2 separate regions of the Homo sapiens genome follow, and region 2 is linked to region 1. A link is a contact called in ENCODE Hi-C or POLR2A ChIA-PET data. All regions are on one chromosome and are shown on one strand. Each heading gives the region's core, a stretch centred on a gene start or an enhancer-like site at or near the end of the contact. The rest is flanking DNA. Distances are from core to core; before and after follow the strand shown. Region 1 holds the start of PPP1R3C (protein phosphatase 1 regulatory subunit 3C). Region 2 has its middle 24 kb from the start of FGFBP3-AS1.

Region 1 (3,869 bases), core at 409-2,908:
CTAATGACCAGACAGGTTCAGGAGCCACAGTTCCAGACCCTCTGCTCCCTCTGGCTACGTTGGCTTATTTTGCTGCTAAATTGATTGACACTTCTCTGGTAAGGTAATTCACTTGAAAAAAAAAAAATAACATGCAACAGTTTTGAGAGTGAGAAGGCTAGAGAAGAAGTCAAAGAATCATCTTTGCACTTTGATTATCATGCTCTTATTTTTCACAAATAACCACTGAAATACAAGCCAACAATTCATATGCACTTAAAAACTATATAATTGATAATTCACCTAAAGAGATGCCCATGACAAGTCCACATTTAAGTGGAAAAACTGATTACCTGAAAGTTGGAGTGTTTTAAAATATACATTTTATATATACAAACTTATAAATATTGAAAAACTCTATAGGAAATACACCTTTCCTAATAATTTAATAATTATTATTTCTGGGTGATAGGATTATAGATTATCTATTTTCGTTTTTGTTCTTTTTTGGCATTTTCTAATAGACATTTATAAGTAGAAAGACAATAAAACCATTTAAAGTTTTAAACATGACTATGCTCAGCAATATTAAACCAAGAAGCATCTATAAAGAAGACTTTTCTCTGACCTTTAGCCCTCATCATATATTTCCAAGCTTATGGTATTAAGATTTTTTTCCCTATCTTAGCCTTACAAGTAAGAGGTGTGTGTATACTGTACACGACATTTCTCAGTCTGGCTTTAGTAACTCTCCTCACAGCAGCTCTAAACATGTATGCAAGTGGTCATTATCACAAAAGTGTGTAATAACACTCGCAGAATTTACTGTGTTAGCTCTGGGGTTTTTCTGGGAGATCTGCAAACTTAGAACAAACAAATGAAAGCTAAAGCTATATTTGTGGGTCTAATAATAGTTAATAGGCAGGATTTTTAGAGAAGTCTTCTGCTAAGCTATGTCTGGAGAAGCTATTTAAAGTAGTTTTATGGGAGGTTTTTTTTGGTTTTTTTGTTTTTTTTTTTTTACTTTTTGCATTTATAGAAAGACAGTTTTAGTTTGGGTGATTTCCTTGGAACTTTAAGTCCTGGACAAGAGTTAAAAGTAATCGTTTGCTCAAACTCTTGAGATTTTGCTATGGCAAACTGTGATAAGAAGGACGAATGAATGCAAACGTCGTCCTGTAATTTTTTTCCTCCAAGCTAAACCACCTAACCAGCAATGTCAGAGTGCTGTTCTCACCACTTCAGCTGCCCGAGTCTTTGGGACATTTGTGCAGGACCAAAAGAACAGCCGCATCCATGAGAAAATCCTAACTCAAGCTGATTCACGTTAAGATAATTTCTGCTTTAAGATGCTGATTACTAAAATAGGCTCTGCTTAAGAAATAGAGCCAAATTTCTACACCTCCAAGGCCTCTCGGTTGCCAGATTCAACTACGCAGTCAGTCCACTTGTCCTCCCCCTGGGGTGTCCATTTCCAGAGATGATAGAACTGAAACGCCCCCCAACTTCCCCACAGCTGCGCGTTCCCCTGTGTTCCTAGCGCGCAGAGTTGCAGCGAACCTACCTGGTGCAGCTCATTAGGCAGAGAGGCGGCGGACCCTAAAAGCCAGCACCCGCTGCCTGCACAAATTCGAACCACAGCTCCAGGCCTTGCCCCCGCGGCGGTCGCTGGGAGAGACTGAGGGCCCGGCGCCTAGAGGCCGCTTATCTGCTCCCAAGCACGTGACCCGATCCCTGGGACCAATCGCCGGGCCTCGAGCCCCAGGGCGCGACCAACCAGCGCCCAGCTGGGGCGCCAGCCCTCGCCCCGGCAACGTGATCGCCCCGGGGCGAGACGTGCAGAGAGCTATCTGGGCATCGCGGGGAGGTTCTGGGACTCCGCGGCCAGCTGGAACCAGCCGCGTAACGGGAACCCTGGGCTAGGGGCCGGGCAGGCACGTACCGCATGCAGCGGGCGCCGGCCAAGAGAGAGCGCAGCCAGCCTCGCCCAGGCGGGGCGCCAGTGCCTCAGGCTTGGGGCGGCTGTTACTTGGGAATAGCTTTGTGGGTCACTGCGGGTGAATCTGCACACAGAAGATGTGGCTCAAACCGAATGTGTATCGCATTTGAAATGTTTATATCGTTCATTACCCGGTGTATCCGCATTTCTCCCTCACCTTAGCCTGCGCGATCCCAAACTGGCTGCATGCTTTTCGATTAGTATGAGTTCACAGATGCACCACACAGTAGACAGCTGCCGGGAATTACCAACTTATCTAACAAATGTTGTTAGGAAAGCATACGAGCCCCATAAAACACCAAGGTGGCATTTAATTAAAAGACACTTCGTATTTCTGTCTATTCTTCAATTTTCTCCCCTGCGGGGAACACTAAAGCCGGAAGTGAAATGACCCTTTTCACACATACAGCCGGTCAAGAGGCAGCAGTCAACCCAAACCCCTTACTCAATTCTGACGTCCTTTGGCAGTGGTGTGGAAATCAAAATGTTAAAATAAAATTTAAAAAATCACGCCGTATGTTTCATGGGCCTTCTGAGCCACTCACTTTCGCTGAAGTTTCATTATTTTGATTAGTTTGAAGAATTTTTAGACCATCATTTACAACTGTAAAATTAAATGTCTAAGTCAAGTCTAAATTATTTTTATAAAACCCACATCCTAGTTTTGCTCCCCTAATTGAGCTATCCATTAGTCAATTAAAATATACAAAAATTCCTATGTCTTTTAAACAACTGTCAAACAGTGGAATTGTTAAAATTATTAGAGTGAAGAAAAAAATCACACTGAATATCACTGGGAAAGGGACTTCATGCCTGGGTTTTATTTTTGAAATGAAATATCTAACTAATGGCAGGTCTTCTAGCCCCTTTAGCTCAACCAAAACTAGCTGGAAGGTCTTTGGATTGACACTTACTAGCTACACGAATCTAGGCAAGTTCTAACCTCAGTTTCCTCATGTGTAAAACAGAGATAGTAACGTTCTGAAGATGAAGTAAGATGGTGCCAATGAACAGACTCAGCACGATGCCCAGTGCCTGTGTTCCACCCGGGCTAGTTCCCAAGTTTCTACTTGATCTCTCAGCTAGAGTTTTTACTCTATCACCTCAAGGCGCCTGGTGCCTGAGCTAAAATATTGAGAATAGCTGCTGCTTGTTGAGCCTTTACTCTGTGCCAAACACTATGTGCTATCAATTCAATCCTCACAACAACCCTATGTGATATGTCCAATTATTAATCCCATTTTAGAGAAAAGAAAACGGAGACACTGAATGGTCAGGAAATCTGCCCAGTGGATCACTTGAGGCCAGGAGTTCAAGACCAGCCTGGCCAACATGGTGAAACCCTATCTCTACTAAAAATACAAAAATTAGCCGGGCATGGTGGTGCACACCTGTACTCTCAGCTACTCTGGAGGCTGAGGCAGGAGAATCGCTTGAACCCGGGAGGCGGAGGTTGCAGTGAGCTGAGATTGCACCACTGCACTCCAGCCTGGGCAACAGAGCGAGACTCTATCTCGAAAACAAAAAACAAAAAAAAAACCTGCCCAGGTTCTCACAGGTAGAGCAGGGATTAGAGCCTGGCTGATACCAGAGCAATAACCGCTGCACCATATTGTCTTATTTTAATGACCCATCAATGGTTAGAATTATGGAGGTAGGAGGTGATAGGCATCAAACTCTTTATTTCACAGATGAGGAACTGAAAGCTTAGACAGGTCAAGCTGCTTGCCAGGGGCTGGCTAGGTCTGAGCCAAAACTAGAACCCTGGGTATTCTTTTCCTCTACCCATGATTATATGTTGAGCTAAATAGTAAATATTACCAGTTAAAACTATGGAGAAACATGAATAACAATTTATGGTGATCGCATTTTGAGGGAAAGGTATCCATGC
Region 2 (3,869 bases), core at 788-3,287, 250 kb after region 1:
CCCTCATGATTGAAAGAAAGAAAAATTAATTCCTCGTCTATGTCAAGGGGCACAGTGAGAAGCAGTTGTCTGCAAGCCAGGAAAAAGTCCTCACCAGACCTCGGTCATGCTGGCACCCTGATCTTAAACTTGTTGTCTTGTTTTCAAGGTCACTAATCCCATCATGAGGGCCCCACCCTTATGACTTTATCTAAATCTAATTACCTCCTAAAGGCCCCATCTCCAAATACCATCACATTGATGGGTAGAGCGCCTGTAGTCCCAGCTACTCCGGAGGCTGAGGCAGAAGAATCACTTGAACCTGGGAGGCAGAGGTTGCAGTGAGCTGAGATTGTGCCACTGCACTCCAGCCTAGGCAACAAAGTGAGACTCTGTCTCAAAAAAAAAACAAACAAAAAAAAGAATCCTTACACATGTATTTTTCCATAGTGGCTTTAGAATCAGTTTGTAAAATTTCACACTTCATCCCTCAAATAGGTTGACATGTTATTAGGTCATGAAAATTTTGTATATTAATTTAGGAAGAAATTAAGTTATATTATTGAATCTTTCTGTACAAGAATAGTATATAAGCAGACTGGGGAACACAGTGAGACCTGGTCTCTACAAAAAATTTTTAAACAAAAATTAACCAAGTGTAGTGGCATGCACCTATAGTCCCAGCTACTGAGGAGGCTGAGGTGAGAGGATTGCTTGAGCCCAGGAGGTGGAGGTTGCAATGAGCCGAGATCTCACCACTGTACTCCAGCCTGGGCAACAGAGTGAGATCCTGTCTCAAAATAATAATAATAATAATAATAGTGTCTCTAAGTAACAATTCTTCTCATTGTTACATTTATTCTTAGGTATATATTTTTTGTTATTATATAAATGGAATATTTTCTTCCATTACATCTTATAACTGCTTTTTATGTATAAATAGGAAAGCTATTAATTTTTATTTATTAATTTTATGTGCACCCATCTTACTGAATTTTTTTATTGTTTGAGATGGTTTTTCAGTTGATTTTCTTGGGTTCAGATAATATCTGAATTGGAAGTAAAAATAATTTTACTTTATCCTTTAAATTTTTTAAACTTTTTTTTTCTCTTGACTAATAACATCAGCTACTATTTGCAGAACAATGTTAAATAGTGATGGTGGGCAGTCTTATCTGGTTCTTGACTTTAAAGAAATGTTTCTAGTGTTCTTCCCTTAAGCATGAGGCTGGCTTTTGGCTTATATATAAAGTTGACTTATATATTTTAGTTACCAAAAGTGATTCTTACCAGAATCGGCTGGGGAATCTTCAGGTTAAAAATAGTCTTCTGCAGCCAGGGCAACTAGTGAAACTCCATCTGTACCACAAAATATATATATATATATATTTTTTTAATAAGCCGGGGGCAGTGGCCTGCTCCTTTAGTCCCAGCTACTCGGGAGGCTAAGGCCGGAGTGTTGCTTTAGGCCAGGAGTTCAAGACTGCAGTGAGCTATGATCCTGCCACTGCATTCCTGCCCAAGTGGCAGAGTGAGACCCTATCTCTAAAAAAAAAAAGGTTCCTGAGTGTTGCCCAGAGGGTCAGTTTCAGAAGGTCAGAGTGGGGCCCAGAAATCTATATTTTTCCTGAACTTCCTTGGTGGTTCAGATACAAGTAACATTCAGCCCAGACTTGAAGAATTCCAGTGGATAGAAAGCACTTTAGAGTCAGCTCTGGGCTCAAGAGGGCAGCTCTTTCCCCCCATGTCATTTACTCCCTCTGAGCCTCAGTTTCCCATGCTGCTAAAAGAGGGAGAATAATCACATATGCCCTGGCGACTGGAAGAGGGGCTAAGAGGCTCAGATGAGGTAATGTCTGTGAAAACATTTGGCAGACTAGAAACGGCATATAAATGTGAGGAGGCGTGACCTCACTGTGCCCAAGAGGAAAGATATTTGGAAAAGCCTGACTGATTTTCAGGGCTCGGCGACAGCTCCTAGCGAGACTTGGACAGCCTGCTTCAAAACCCACACTTACATTCCACGAAACACGCTCTGCTTCCTTGTCAACAGGCTTTGCGTCATGTTAGGTCAGCTTCCACTGCTCAGGGCTTTGTGCTGATCATGCATTACGGGTTGGCTTCAGAGGCACAGACACCTTACCGCCTGTGTGTGATCCAGGACTAATGAAAAAAGTCCTCTCCGGCCACACCCCGTTCCCTGCCTGGTCCCCGTGGAGTCTCCGGCATTTGAGAGAGCTTTTGTGGCTTGAATCTAAGTCACAAAACTCCCCCTGCTAATCCCATGGGGTCACAGTTGGACCTAGTGCTTCAGGGGAGGACCAATAAGACAGAATCCATTTTGCATTTCCCTTCCTGCTTTCCTACGGAGAGATGTAAAGGTCCCTAGAGGTGAATATAATAAGATAGAGCCAACGTGGGGATGTTGCTCCCTGGGGCGCTGCTTGAGTGGTGTGACATCATGTTCTTAGTCTGAGCTTCAATAGATCTCTTAGAATGTCAGAGACCCGTCTTCTCCTAGAAAAGGAGTTCCTACCCTGTGGTCTGTGAGCTAATGAAAATGCAGGCTGCCTCAGCCTGGATTAAAAGAGGTTTTCTTTCCCGTTTCCCATTTAAAGACCCTGTAGGCTTGAAATTACCATTTAAAGCAGGAGATAAATTGCCAGAGGCCATTTCATGCCAAGGTACATTACAGAGCAGAATGTCAAAGTGTGCTTAGCCAGGAGACAGTGATGGGCAAATCCTGCTCTCTGAGAGCAGCAGGCATAAAATGTGGCCCCCGGGTAGAGGGAGGGCCCTTGCTTCCAGCCCCCATACCTTGTCTCCCTTCACCAGCAGGAATATTCTTTCTTTTGTGGCCTCTTGTTTAGGCTGTTCTTGACCTTTCATAATTAAAATACTCTGAATTTTGGCAGGCCTTGCGCTTTTTTTTAATAAAGAGGGGGAAGCCATTTGAAGATAGAAACAAAATTGCTTGGATGGTTGCCTGTGAAGTTACAATTATAGCAATGACTGAAGATGGAGAACAGGAATTGAGAGAAGAGGGATTTTTTTCCCCTAGCTGCCAAAATGCTGGATTTTATGTCCTTCTGTGAGAGCCTGCCATTATACATTTTAGACCCTAACTCATCAACAGTGAGTGCTAAAAGACATTCTTGAGGAAGGACTGGTTTTTGGATACATCTAAATTTTTATTAGCTTTTGTTCCAGTATCAGTAAACATTCCTGAGTGCTTACTAGAGGCAGGGCAGTGAGAAGCAGAAGGACGAATCAAAGAACAATTATATCCTAGCACCTGCACCATGCCTGCTGGCCAAGTGTTTTCCTTGAGAAAACCTAAAAACCTTAGCTTCCCTCCCTTTGCCTTAGTAATTCCCCAAACTTTGCTGTTCATTGGAATCACCTGGAATGTTTTTTGGAAAATTCTGATCCCAGACTCTCACGCTAGACATTATGATTTGATTGTGGGGAGTTTTTTAAAGCTCCCCAGGTGATTCCAACGTCCAGCAGTGTTGGAGACCCACTGGCCTAACTTCCGCTCTTTCTTCAGGTTTCAGTTTAGCATTTCTTCCTTCAGGAAACCTGCCGGAATTCTCCTTCTTCCCCCGTCTTCACACAGCTGTGACCCCGAACCCGTGGAGTATCGCTCCTTGAGGGGCTCCTGCAGCACCTGGTACTTGGCCTTGGTGATATGGACCACTTGATTCAACACTCTTCCTCTGGTTGAATGGGACATCCCTGAAGGCAGGACCAATGGCCCGCTCATTCTCCAGAGCCTGGCTCATCATGAGCCCTTGAAGTACTAATTGAAGGAGTAAATTCACATTCTCCTTGGACATTTCCTTTCACTCTTTCTGTGCATGCTAATTTACTTTCTCTAGTAATAATAA

The links. A loop is a pair of places that touch in the nucleus more often than their neighbours do. ChIA-PET counts read pairs that join two places held with the same protein, here RNA polymerase II (POLR2A). Pooled maps may share reads with other maps.
Region 2: a loop to region 1 is called in a pooled map, with 2.0 times the contacts of the local background. The contact joins the enhancer-like site here to the promoter of PPP1R3C in region 1. A Hi-C loop is called at or near these places in 1 of 50 pooled maps. POLR2A ChIA-PET finds 5 or more read pairs at or near these places in 3 of 52 experiments (AG04449, AG04450 and WTC11).

The regions. Positions count from the first base shown.
Region 1 is chr10:91,631,413-91,635,281 of GRCh38, forward strand. PPP1R3C (protein phosphatase 1 regulatory subunit 3C) reads right to left here and starts at 1,659. Exons shown (of 2, transcript NM_005398.7): 1 at 1,544-1,659. The coding sequence starts at 1,557. RefSeq lists enhancers at 1,290-1,791, 1,792-2,291 and a silencer at 1,626-1,765.
Region 2 is chr10:91,881,759-91,885,627 of GRCh38, forward strand. No RefSeq gene overlaps it. Among named protein-coding and RNA genes, the nearest start is that of FGFBP3-AS1, 24 kb to the right of the region's middle. RefSeq lists an enhancer at 1-355. Within about 2 kb of position 2,038, at least 9 of the 41 ENCODE cell types and tissues checked have a DNase peak (open chromatin) inside an H3K27ac peak, as active enhancers do.